Regions from separate parts of the Homo sapiens genome. Here region 2 is linked to region 1. The links are chromatin contacts, found by Hi-C in ENCODE. All regions are on one chromosome and are shown on one strand. The core of a region is the stretch at or near the end of the contact, and the rest is flanking DNA. Distances in the headings are between cores, read along the strand shown.

Region 1 (6,303 bases), core at 1,458-3,957:
TTTCTCTTACACACCCAGAGGCCACATTCCTTGATTCAATCTACTTTCAGCTGCACAAGCTCTGTGCCTTCATTTCATTAGAAGGGTAGTTTCTACCACAAACAAGTCTTCGTTCCTGGTACTAGGGTTAGGCCTGGTAACGCTTCAAAATCTTAAGAAAAAATTTAAAACCCCGATTTTATATGTAGAGAACCATCTCTTTTGATTAAGAATATTTTACATCATAATGAAATGCAGTCAAAGCTGAGGGGCAATTTGTCCTCTGGGGTATCACTTCTCTGAGTTCAAAAAAATATTCCTGTTTGTTCTAAATCACCTCTAAATTTACTTTGATTTGCAAATTCAATGTACTTTGTATAAACAAACACTGACAATGAATTAACAATACTATATGACCCCTTTCACTGAATGAATATAGATTTTCATGCTCAGATGATATTTGTGTCCCTGTCACATATTTTACTTCAGATCTTAATGAGTAACCTTGAGTCTTAATAACTTTTCCTTTAAGCCAAGCTCTCTTATTTTTCTTTGATATTTTCATCAACTACACACCATCCCCTGTAATAAATGAGAAAAGGAGAGGGTGCCCAGTCACAGTGGTATTCTGTCCAGATAGGAGCACGTTTCTATCCTGTCTACTTCCTACTGGCAAAAGCAATGCATGATAATTTGCTGCCAGTATTACTCAACCTTACCATATAGACAAATTATGTTATCTACGAAATCCACTCTAAGGGAAATTATTGTTCTGTTTCAATCGATTTCTTCATTCCTCACTATCACCAAACCATATTCTCCTTCAGTTGATTTGTATTTAGTATTCACTCAACAAACCTTAATTGAGAACTACCATGTGCCAGGCATCATTGTGTATTTAGGAAATAGTTTAGACTCTTGGTATCAACTCTCAAAGAACTGGACAGCTCACTTGGGTAGAAGAAATAAGAAAACCAAAGATTACAAAAAAGGAAATAGACAGGAAGACTTATTTACTTATTTGACAGACAGCCATAGTCTTTCCATAGGCCTGCAGAGAAAGGTTAGAGCAGCTAATGCATTTTGGCTTGGGAGAGAATAGTAAGAAATAGTCTAGAAAGACTTTAGAAACCAGACAGAGAATAGAACAGGCGTAAAAACTGATCCCAGAGTAACTCCACGTTTAAGGAATACAACAGAATAACAGTATGAACTGTGATTGGTGTGGGGATATTTTTGAAACAATGTAAAGAGAATTTGAGTATAATTATAATCAGAAAGTAAGGGACCAATGTCTTTAAAAATGTATGTAAAAATAAGGCAAGAACTGATGAACCAAGGTCTCAGAAGAGGTAGAACATGGGACTGTCTCCTACTCTACAGGGTCACCACAAGGGCAGGTTCCAGGCATGGATTACATCATAACACTTATACCACTAATCTCTGTTTAGAAGTGAAATCCCATAGCTGATAGCAGCCATTAAAAGGCATGGGTGACATATGATGACAGTAGAGAATATAGAGACAGTGTGTGCAGGTGTGCAGGAAGACTAGATTTGGACATTGGCTGTAAATGACTTAATGGATTCAACCAAAATGTAATGAGCACTTGTACAGAGGCCACGGATGTGTGTCATTCAGATGCCGTTTCTGGAGAACCTGACCGTTTGGAGAGAAGAAGTGACAGAGAGCCCTGGTTGCTGCCCCTTTGGGTCAACTGCACAGTCTTGTCAAGGCCACCCTCCTGCCAAGCTTTTCTCAGTCAATGCCTGGTCCCAGCAGTGCTACCGATTCTGACCCATTCCTATTGGATTTCTGTAACAGGTCACTTTTGCTTTTCCATCAGTCTGGCTGAGATCTTTCTAAGAACTGTGCCGCAGTCTATGACTCTCCCTACAAAATCCTTTCTCCCTTCTCTCCTTTCAGCATTGCAGTCTGAAGCCTTTCCCTGCCTATACCTCCTTTCCCCCCATTTATCCAACACTGGCAGTTCTTACCATAAATCTCTTGTACTTATAATTCTGTCTTGGCATCTGTTTCTGAGATAGCCCAAACTAACTCATGGGATTAGTTTAAGGGCTAAGGATTTTAAAAAACTGACAAAAAAGACAAAGTTTCTACCACCAAAGGTATGAGAATTCATTGTTTTAAAATATAGAACATTAGTGGGTATATCTTGCTTCTGTTTTCAGTTTCTGTAAAGAGAGTGATCCCTTTCTTTTTTTTCTTTTGTTTTGCTTTAATTCATTGCTTTAGTATTGGTATACTCTAGGATACCTAGGGCTGCTTTTCATATCTCTCAATTTGAGTTTATACTGTTTCCCTTACATCTCTGCCAGTATCAGAGTATCATTTTTCCTTACCTTTATGAGCAATCTCATCATTTATAATTTGTCTCTCACAGCTGCCCCTTGGCACTGTAGCAGAAAGTGAGTCATCCTACATCTATGAAATCTAAGATGATTCTGAGATAATTTAGTAAAGATTAACTATCTCACATCTTTCCCCCTCACTCTGTTTTTCATTCTGGCTCCCTGCCCCTGGCTGACAACATGTGCACGTAACTTTACTCATTCTGAACTGCACAGGCTAGAATGTCTCTACACTCACATGCCTTTCATCAAAATCCTACATTGATTTAAAATGCATGAGTCACTTTATTCATATCTTGGGTTTTGTTTGGGAAAATGCTGATGCTAGAAAATGGGAGTCTCATTTCTTCCCCCTCCTTTATTTTCAATGTTCCTCCATAGCCTATGTAGCAATTCTGGTTCACGCTTGGTATGGCCCATGGCTTGCAATGCTCCTTAGTCACAAAGGCCCAATGATTCACAGGTTTGGCAGGATTGCTACTTGATCTGGTATGCTGACCCTTTCCCTAAAGGTCTTAAGGCCCTCCTTCTTTGTGGAAGGAAAAATTGTTCTTCTGGTATATGTGTATGGAAAGGAGTGGAAAGGGAAGAGGATTTAGGGTGAGATTGAGAGGACAGAGGCATCTCACCATGGAAGTATGATAACTCACTGCCTCTCATGGATGATATGATCCATCTCATTTTCTGCTTTTCTGCTTTACCTGGTATAAAGCCTTATAAACCATTCAAAACAATCCATTTTGCAATAAAATGCTGTTGCATTCCAGTATGACTGTCTGTAGCTCAAGTTAAACTCGACCCCACATCAAAAGTGAGTGAAACGAGTCAGCTGCTAAGTCTCAGTGGATGCTCGTAGGTTGTCTTCAGGGCTTGAAAAATGTTGAAGGAAACCACATTTTAAAACAAAGTACATTGTATATCAGTGGACATGCTTCAATAGATGGGAGTGTTGCTGCAGGACTCCTTAGAATGCAAGCACTAAAGCTCTGTAGGTTGGTGCACAGGAGAATCTAGTCTTCTTATATTAATAAATTTTTAAATTCAAGTAGAAACAAAAATATGAAAAGATGTGAAGGAGTTAGGAACAAGCGTTAGGGATAATGAACCTCAGTGGATTTAAGGGCATAATCTGAAATCAGGAGCACTGGGTAAGCTTCCTTACCTCCTTGGAGCCCTTATGGCAGTGATGGCAAAACAGTGAGATAAGATGCTATGGGGTAAAATGCCTGGCTGAACAATACTGCTCTCCTACTTTGGGAGGATGAATTGGCTCTGATCTCACTGTGTCTCTCACTGTCTTCTAAAATTATATTCAAAGTTCATTTTTTGGGAAACATTCCAGACTAATCCTATTAGTCAGGTATGTTTGCATAGGTGTATTAAATTAATAAACATGCACAGAGATATAGATGTAAGGGTAGACATATAGCTTCTTCCATGTGTGCCAGTTAAGCTACTTTCTTCCTAGTGCATGGATAATAGAGGCTTTTTTGTATGTTTGTTCTGCCCTCTGCATTAAGTGGCTAACTCTTATAGGGCAAGGATCATAGCTACACAATCCGTTGTCTCTAGACACCCATCTGAGAAAGGCAGATTATTCTTTTGTACGAATGGTGAACTTTACGGTCAGAAAATCATGGATCTACTTTTATACAAATTTAGTCAGATAATAATCTCTAGGTACCTCAGACTCCCCTGCTGTAAATCAGGATCAGAAATAATTTCTTTGTGGGGGTGGTCTGAGAATTCTGATAATGGAGGGCAAGGGAATGTACAAGGCAAAGGTGGTGTGGAATTTCACAGTGCTGTTTTTTCACTACTCTAGTCTTCCAGTTTGCGAAGAGATTCCATTTTAATCCATTGGCTGTTTATTGAGGACACTTTATTTCTCCATAAGAGCTAACTCTGCCCCCTTGTGCTGAGTAAAATAATTTTTCTATTTTATTCGGTTTAATTTTATTTGCATTTAAGTGTTTATACCTATTTGAAAAATCATATCCAGCTACTCTTTTCAATAAGTCAAGTTATATAAGTGTATTTTCTTTAATAGGTTCCCTGGAGTAATTTTTCCTTTTTTTCATATTTTTTTCCTTTCTTCAATTCATCTGCAACCTTTTATGTTTAAAGTGCAATTCTTCACAAGGTCTCCCTGATGCTATTCATTACAGGCTTTTCTCTGTTGAGTACTGTCACAATTAGTTTTACTGTCCAATCTTTACCATGTCATAAGGAATAACTAAGACTTAAGGGTCAAAAGACCGAAATGAGATAGCAAGAGCTGAGGGCAGCGTTGAAACTTTTTGAAGAGTGTAACAAATGGATCCATCAATTCAAAAAGTGTACTTGGGAGTTTCACAAGGATTGCCTCTTTTTCTGATTGAAGACGTGTTTTCATTGTTCTGATCAATAAGTGATATAGGTCCTTTTTTAAAGAGTTCAGGCATAAATGAATAAAAACATTCTACTAGATTCCATGGGAAACAACTCGTCCTGCAGAGCTAAAAGTCTAATTGCTTAGTTAAATAACAATACAAAAAAACAGGATACAATTAAGAATTACCAATCTAATTGACCAAAAAAATGAGTACTTTTGAACTTCTGAGGATATGTATATTCAAGTGGTCTGAAAAAAGTAGGTGATGAAACTTAAAGTAGGCCTTGAAGGATAAGATATGGTGATGTATTAAAAATAAATTCAGTAGTTCACAGAATTAATGACAGAACTGGAGAACAAGGCTCAAGGTTACGGGAAAAGAAAATGCCCCAAACCACCTTAGAATTGGTTCTGAGCAGGAAAAAAAAAAAGTCTGCTTCCAGAGAGAGAACTTGTACCACTTGCTTCTCAAAGTGTCTTAAGCATAGCCAGTGGCCCTGGGGTATTTTCTTCCCAAAATGTAGGTCTCAAAATGTAGCTTATGCCACAGCTGAAGGGGAAGCTGAGAAAGTCAGTTTCCTCTCCAGTAGTGGAAGTAATCTCTTCACTGAGACATCAAATGTGGTTAGAAGGGGAATGGAAATCTCCAAACGTACACATGGATGGGCAGATATCAGGCGGCCACTGTGAATGACAAACACTTGCTATCAGCAGCCTCTTTTCAGTCAGCATCAGCTCATGAGACTTCAAAAGATTTCACAGGAAGAGTGTATCCATGTTCTCAAACTCTCAACATTTCAGAGCTAGCAGGGACATTAAAACTCCTTCAGCCCAATCTTTTTAATAAGTAAACCAAGTCTCAGAGACATGAGAAGCTATATCCAGGGTCACACAGCTGATTACTGGTGCAGCCATGATTAATGCTCTGGTCTTCTAATCCCTACCCGGTGTAGTGCTTGCGAATCTGTTCTATGGGCAATTATAAGAGAAATGCGCAATTATAAGAGAAATGCTTACTTCTTGGAAGAATGAAAGCAGCATCATATCTTCTCTACACTTGAGAAAGGCTTCCTTTTCTGCCTGTCAGATGCAAAGTTTTAGAAAAGTCAGGACTGCTCTGCAGGCCTTGAAACAAACCCCTATGGGATTATTCTCTTCCACCAGCCCCAGGTCATGCTCCTTGTGCCCCAAGACTCCACCACTGGTTTACATTGTGTTTGACTACGACTGTCGCCCAGGCTGGAGTGCAGTGGTGCGATCTCGGCTCACTGCAAGCTCCGCCTCCCGGATTCACGCCATTCTCCTGCCTCAGCCTCCAGAGTAGCTGGGACTACAGGCGCCCGCCACCGTGCCACGCTAATTTTTTGTATTTTTAGTAGAAACAGGGTTTCACCGTGTTAGCCAGGATGGTCTCGATCTCCTGACCTTGTGATCGCCTGCCTCGGCCTCCCAAAGTGCTGGGATTACAGGCGTGAGCCACGGCGCCCAGCCATATTTTATTCTCTTTTATAAATCTGAGCACTTCCTTTGGGATAGACTCAGTGGCAATGAATTACTGTATTAAAGAAAAGCTCTGTC
Region 2 (6,303 bases), core at 1,995-4,494, 170 kb after region 1:
AAACTATAGAACTCTTCAGAAACGTATCTATTGTGAGAAAAAGAATACTTAGAATTTTCAAAGATGCGGTATTCTAATAAAAAATAACAATGCTAATTTTATCTGAAAAATACATGTACCTCAATAATTTTATCAAGGGCATGTTTTGTGCTAGATACTACTCTTTATGTTAGGAATATAAGCAATTGTATAAGATACTTACAGATTGCAGTAAGTGGTAAAAAATATAACATGAAGAGGGAATAGTGATGAGAAGGTAACTATATAGGGGAGTGGTCAGGGAGTGCTTCACTGAAGATGTAAAATATGAACTGAAACCTATATCCTGATTTAAAATAGCTTTGCAGATGTTTTAGGTAAATAGCAGCAAGCGAACAATACCAAAGGTAAGAGCAGAAGGTAATCATGTAAACATAAAGGTTGGATATAATAGAAATCAAGCGTGGCTCAGCTTCCACTAGGTATACAAATTGGGTCTTTGTGTTCTCCTCTCTTAAAGGCAGCTAGATGTGTAAAAAAAACTCAGGGTCTTTGAAATCAGACAAACAAAACTTGAGAACAGTCCTTAGGCTACCCTTAATAAACCTGTGACAAGTTTCTGAACCTCTCTTAGATAGCTGTCTCATCGGTAAATTATTGAAGACTGTACCTACTCAAAAGGTTTTTTTGATAATACAAAAAACATACACTGATATGCTATGTGAAATGCCTAAGTATAGTAGGTGCTCAGTAATTTTTCATTATTCTTTCCTTTGATTCAAGGGTTCCCTGGGACTCACCTCACTAGTAAGTCTCAGCTCGGCTGTGAGAGTCAATGAGATGTAGTGGAGTAATGATGTCCAGAGGGCAGGCAGGCAGTTAGGTGTGAAGTTGAGTTAGCGAATACCCAAGAACAAAGATGCCACTTTAGTCCTCTTTGTAAACCCCAGGTCTAACATAGGGCCTGACATAGAGTAAGGATAAATAAAAATGAGACTCAGAAATAACTAGCTCTGGTTAATCCACAAAAGATATTATATGGCCCTAAATTCAAGTGAAAAAATGACCAAGACTTAATGATTTCAATGGTTCCCAAACACGAATGATCTGTGAGACTATGACTTCATTGCTTTGAGCTGTGGAAACAATGATATGGGTAAGTCATGTACCAGCACAAATCCTTAAGAAATGACTTTTGCTAAGAGGTAGTTTATAATTGATCACAGAAAGCTATGCCTATTTGAGCATACCTACAGGTAATTAGCTAAACGTTTCCCAAATGCTGCCGTGTGATGATAAAGGAAAACAACCTTGAAATATTTTTGTGATGGCAATTGCTTTCTGATGTAAGGGAACTTCCTTTATGTTGAGATGGTGTTGTTCCTATATTTTGAAAATAAAACTGCCCTTTCATTCAAGAAATTTAGTGATAGTAAATGGGATATTTTATTAAATTTATTTGGAAAAATAAGAAACTGGCAACTCATGGGGAGAACATCAATTTTATTTAATGTGATATCCATCCCCAGAGAGGTGTGGAAAATTCTGGTATAGCTAATTAAAGCAAGAGTAGATTCAAAGAGGGAGAGGTTTGATGTGAGCTTCACAAGGGAAGGAGGAAGTAGAAATTACTTTTTGCACTCAAGCATACAGGGAAGGAGAGGCATAAAAGACAGCAGCGGGGGCACTGATGCAGAAGTTACATTATGGATTCAGGTCCAATGCAAAACTGACCAAGTAAAGACTTATATATAGTAAAGCCCCCTCTCTTGTGGGGGAGTTGGGAGACTGCAAGCTTTTTAGTAACCATGGATTAATGTCAGTCAGGAAAACTGAGACTGAGGATGAGGGAGATGGGTAGAAAGAAAGACCTGTTATTTAAAATGTCTGCATTATTGTTGATTCTCTGACTCAATTTCTCAAAATCTAACTGGGATAAGAATAAAGCCTAAACATAAAAGAGTAGAGAAAGGTGCAAGGAGAATCAGGTGAGCACCCTAAAAATGTCTTAGTACAGGACTTATCAGGGTTCCTGGCTCTATAGAGATTCATGTTCAACCTCAATTAGCCATTCTGCTTTCCCCAAATTCCAGAACTATCTCCTTCTTAAGACAACTTGACTAGAAAATGAAAGCTCTTTAAACCTTTGCTTCCTTCCTTCACTTTTTCAATTGTCTGCTCTATATATCTTCAATCTAGACTTTCTGAGACAAAAATTATCGTCCCTCATCAGATAAACTACTCAGTGTCCTGTCTGTGCTTCTGTAATCAGATTGCATTATGATAATTTTTACTCACGGATATGTGGCTAAATATTCACACACCATTTTGGAGTGCAGTATATGCTGAGTGCTTAGGTGCTTACCCTTTTTATCCACAAGACCACCATTATCTTGAAGGTCCTGGTGACAATTTATCTCTCTAGCATAGTGGCAGGGCTGGATATGAATCCCAGTACCACCACTAACTAGATGTGTGAATGTGGGTAAGTGATTTAACATATTGATGCCTCTGTTTCTTTACGTATAGGGAATAATAATATTGACTTGCTCCAGAGTTTTTTGTGAGATTAAATATTTAGAAGAGCAGCTGATAGTTAGTAATGACCAGTAAATGTTCGCTATTGTTGTTGGTGGAGGTGTTATTAAAAGTGTAAACTCTGAAAGAGTATTTCCTGGGCTCAATTCCCAGCCCCATCATTTCTTAGCTGAGTTATTTTAAGCAAATTACTTGACCTCTCTGCATCTCAGTTGCCTCAATTGCAGAGATGGGGATGATCAAACTTACTTCAATGGGTTTAGGAAAGACTAGGAAGATTAATATATTTAAAGCCCTTAGAACAACATTGGCCACGTATAAAGTGCTCAGCTTCCTATTATGAATCAAAACTATTTTTGCTTAAATCTTTTTACTCTCTGAGTTATGAATTTAGGTTAGTTCTACATCCAAGATAAATCTCAATTAATTCTTCTTTTTTCTTTTCCCATTTCCTCCTGTCTCCCTCTCTTCTTTCCTTCTACTCTTTTCTTCACTTTTCTCTCTCTCTTCTTCTCAGTTTTTATTTTTGTAATTTGAAATCAATGTGCAAGCCAGAGCTTCTTTAGGAAAGACCATTCCTGAGAGAACAACAGGTAATCACTTTAAGAAAAAAAAAAAAACTATTTTAAAAGAAGTACAGTCCTGTGATACTTTTCTGAAAAAAGGAACATCTGCAGCTATTTGTCCTGGCATAACTTTGCTCAATCAAAATTGAATCAGAACGTTGCTAGGGGAAGTGAAACAGCATGTCTGCCCTCTCCCCTCCATGAACTGCTAAGATTGTGTCTTTTTGCAGAAGTAGGTATGTTGGGTTATCTAGTCAAGTTCTCAAGTAAACTCCTAGTAGTTACGTAGGCGATATATTGAGAATTAATAACATTAGTTCAATCATTTGATGAATGTGAAAGGCAGAGAGAAATATATTTAGTGTTTAAGAATAGCATTCTATTTTATTTTATTTATTTATTTATTTTGTTTTTGAGACAAAGTCTTGCTCTTGTTGCCCAGGCTGGAGTGCAATTTCATGATCTCGGCTCACTGCAGTCTCCATCTCCCAACTTCAATTGATTCTCCTGCCTCAGCCTCCCAAGTAGCTGGGATTACAGGCATGCACCACCACGCCTGGCTAATTTTGTATTTTTAGTAGATATAGGGTTTTACCATGTTGGTCAGGCTGGTCTCGGATTCCTGACCTCATGTGATCCACCCACCTTAGTCTCCCAAAGTGCTGGGATTCCAGGCGTGAGCAATCGTGCCCAGCCAAGAATAGAATTCCAAAGCTACAACTGAGAGTCTCACAGAGGAGAGAAAAGATCAAGGCTGGCAAATACCAGAAGCGAGAATAGAGGTCTAAAGAGGAAAGTGTTTTCTAATAAATTCATCCAAAGACAGAATGAAGACTATCTTGGATTTGAGGGAAGTGTTCAGACATAGGCTAGCTCATTACTAGAGAAGGATGACACATAAAACTGCATAGCACTGAAGTTTAGGTTCAGATGACCTGAGATCCTCACAAGTCTAAGACTCTTGGTGGTCTAATATGCATTTGAGAAAATAAATCATTCAGAATAAAACTTAAAACTCAAATAGCCACATAATTTGAAGCAATTCTGAATTGTGGATGCTTTATTTCCCTTCAGCAATCTAAGACATTTCTTTAATTTTTTTCTACTTTCCTTTACACATATGGCCCAGCCTGTATATGCAAAAGTAATTTACAATTCTAGCCTTCCTAATTTGAAATTCTACAAGTCCAAGAGAGTAACCAGATTATGAAAACACTTGATGAATCGCGCAAACCAGCAGTTAAATACTATAGTTTAAAAACTTTAGTCAAAAATATTTCTTTTCCTTCAGGAAGAAATATGAATGTTAAACATGTGGTGCCGTGTGGAAGCAAAGCTCCATAATTAATCTATAGAGCCATCACCACTGTCAAAAGCAGAAAGGCCCCAGAGGAAATAATTTTTGTATAGAATGATGGCAGCATTAGTGACAGCAGTAATGATAAGACACTGAAAAGTATGTGAAAATTTCCTTTACAATCCTGTGTGAGGTTTAATTATAAAAACTAGTATCTTGGACACTTAACTATTTTTTTTCAGAGGGAATCAGAGCTATTTCCATGAATTAATGTCTTAATCCCCACAACAATGAGGTCGTGGTCATCTAGTTGGTAAGTTGGAGGAAGAGGTTATGGATGGAGGCTCTCTAATTGCAGTACACGTGTGTATCAACCCAGACTACTACCTCCTAGAGCCTAACTTGAGGTATGATTGAAAGAACATCCTCTTCTGGGGAACAGCCACAATACCTACCATATGTTCCTGGAATAATTACTTTCTTTCTGCATAAATGTGAGTTGCCCTGGTAAGACAATGCTTGAAATGCTAAGTTCAATTCTAAGTCCCATCATGAAGGATATGGACCAACTGGAGTACATTCTATACATTTTATCAGTGAAGATTAAAGAAAACATACAATTTCTCCAAAATGTCTTAGGTACTAACCACATAAATACTAGAGAAAAATGAATTTTGTGTATACGTGTTTGTGTGTAAAGAGTTCTGCAAAAATCAATTAAAATGTTTAGGTTAATGTATTATTTTTATGGAAGAAATTTCCACGTATAGTCACTTTATCATTATTCTGCTTCATAAGAACACAGAACCATTGGAGAATTTCCTTCTCTTCCTCTAATCCTTGACAGTATTACACATCAAACTTCTTCAGATTTGGTCAGTGTATTTCCTCCTGTGATTATACATGGTTTCTATGGACTTCCTTTCAGTCTCTAGTATGAGGGGAAATGATAAAACCCATAAAAATAACCACTACGCAGTTTTAAAAGCACTCTCACATTACATTATTGGTTGGAGGTTTTTGTTTTTTAGTCTTAAAGTTATGAAAACACATACACCCATCTACCTTACTATCTGTTTTATTCTACCCTTGCTCTCATCTTGACCTAAGCCAACAAACTTGAAACAAATAAATCTGGTTTGGAAAAGAGAATGTAATGGGTACCATATATGTTCCTAGCTTATCCTATATTTTCCCGAAAACAATCAACATAGATAGCCCGAGGCAGACCATTTCATCGTACATGCAACTTCTGAAAGTAGACAATTATTACCAGAGAACTTATGCCTTACTCATTAAGAGAGAAAGTGTGACAGAAATCACATTGGCACTAGGAGAAATTGACTACTCGGCAAAAATATCTCCTGCCTTATTATGGTCTTCTCTTCTTGTTCTTCCAGTAGAATGACTCCTGCCTGCTACATTTCCCCAGATACCCAGGACCTTCATGCTGTCACTCTCCATGACCTGACCAACATCTATTTTGAGAAATTATTTTATATACTCATTCAAACAGGTGTGTAAAGAATCAACACAGGTTTTAAGAAGCATCAAAGCTTTGTACTCAAATGAAACAGTTCAGAGGAGCATAAACATTAACTTAATAATGCTACTTGTGGGAAGCATATCTTATAAATCCATAGCTAGTGTCTTTGAGAATATAAGCAAAATAAAGGAGATGGTGAGGATTTAGAAATTCTTTTGGGTGATGATGAAAATGGGAATATTTTTGAAGTAGTGTCTGCCACTCAGATGTTTTGAACTGCTATAGAGGATAGATTATGTGAAGTGAAAACAGGAGATGGACCCAAATTACAGACACGTTTTAGTATAGACCTGCATGACACTGATATGTAGGAAAAAAATAAACAGGGCTATAGACCTGCCCAATGGAGGCTTGCTCAGCATCACTGAGTGGTCAGC

What was found. Hi-C counts contacts between places; a loop is a spot of excess contacts on that map. Pooled maps may share reads with other maps.
Region 2: a loop to region 1 is called in a map with no recorded cell type, with 2.2 times the contacts of the local background. The contact joins two enhancer-like sites. A Hi-C loop is called at or near these places in 3 of 168 maps with a recorded cell type or tissue (Calu3, IMR-90 and endothelial cell of umbilical vein), 7 of 37 single-sample maps with no recorded cell type and 4 of 50 pooled maps.

The regions. Positions count from the first base shown.
Region 1 is chr3:117,545,649-117,551,951 of GRCh38, forward strand. No RefSeq gene overlaps it. Among named protein-coding and RNA genes, the nearest start is that of LINC02024, 140 kb to the right of the region's middle. Within about 2 kb of position 2,708, at least 3 of the 41 ENCODE cell types and tissues checked have a DNase peak (open chromatin) inside an H3K27ac peak, as active enhancers do.
Region 2 is chr3:117,719,792-117,726,094 of GRCh38, forward strand. It overlaps LOC101926953 (a long non-coding RNA gene), which reads left to right and starts at 142. Exons shown (of 5, transcript NR_188507.1): 1 at 142-386; 2 at 5,781-5,896. RefSeq lists a silencer at 3,201-3,370. Within about 2 kb of position 3,245, at least 2 of the 41 ENCODE cell types and tissues checked have a DNase peak (open chromatin) inside an H3K27ac peak, as active enhancers do.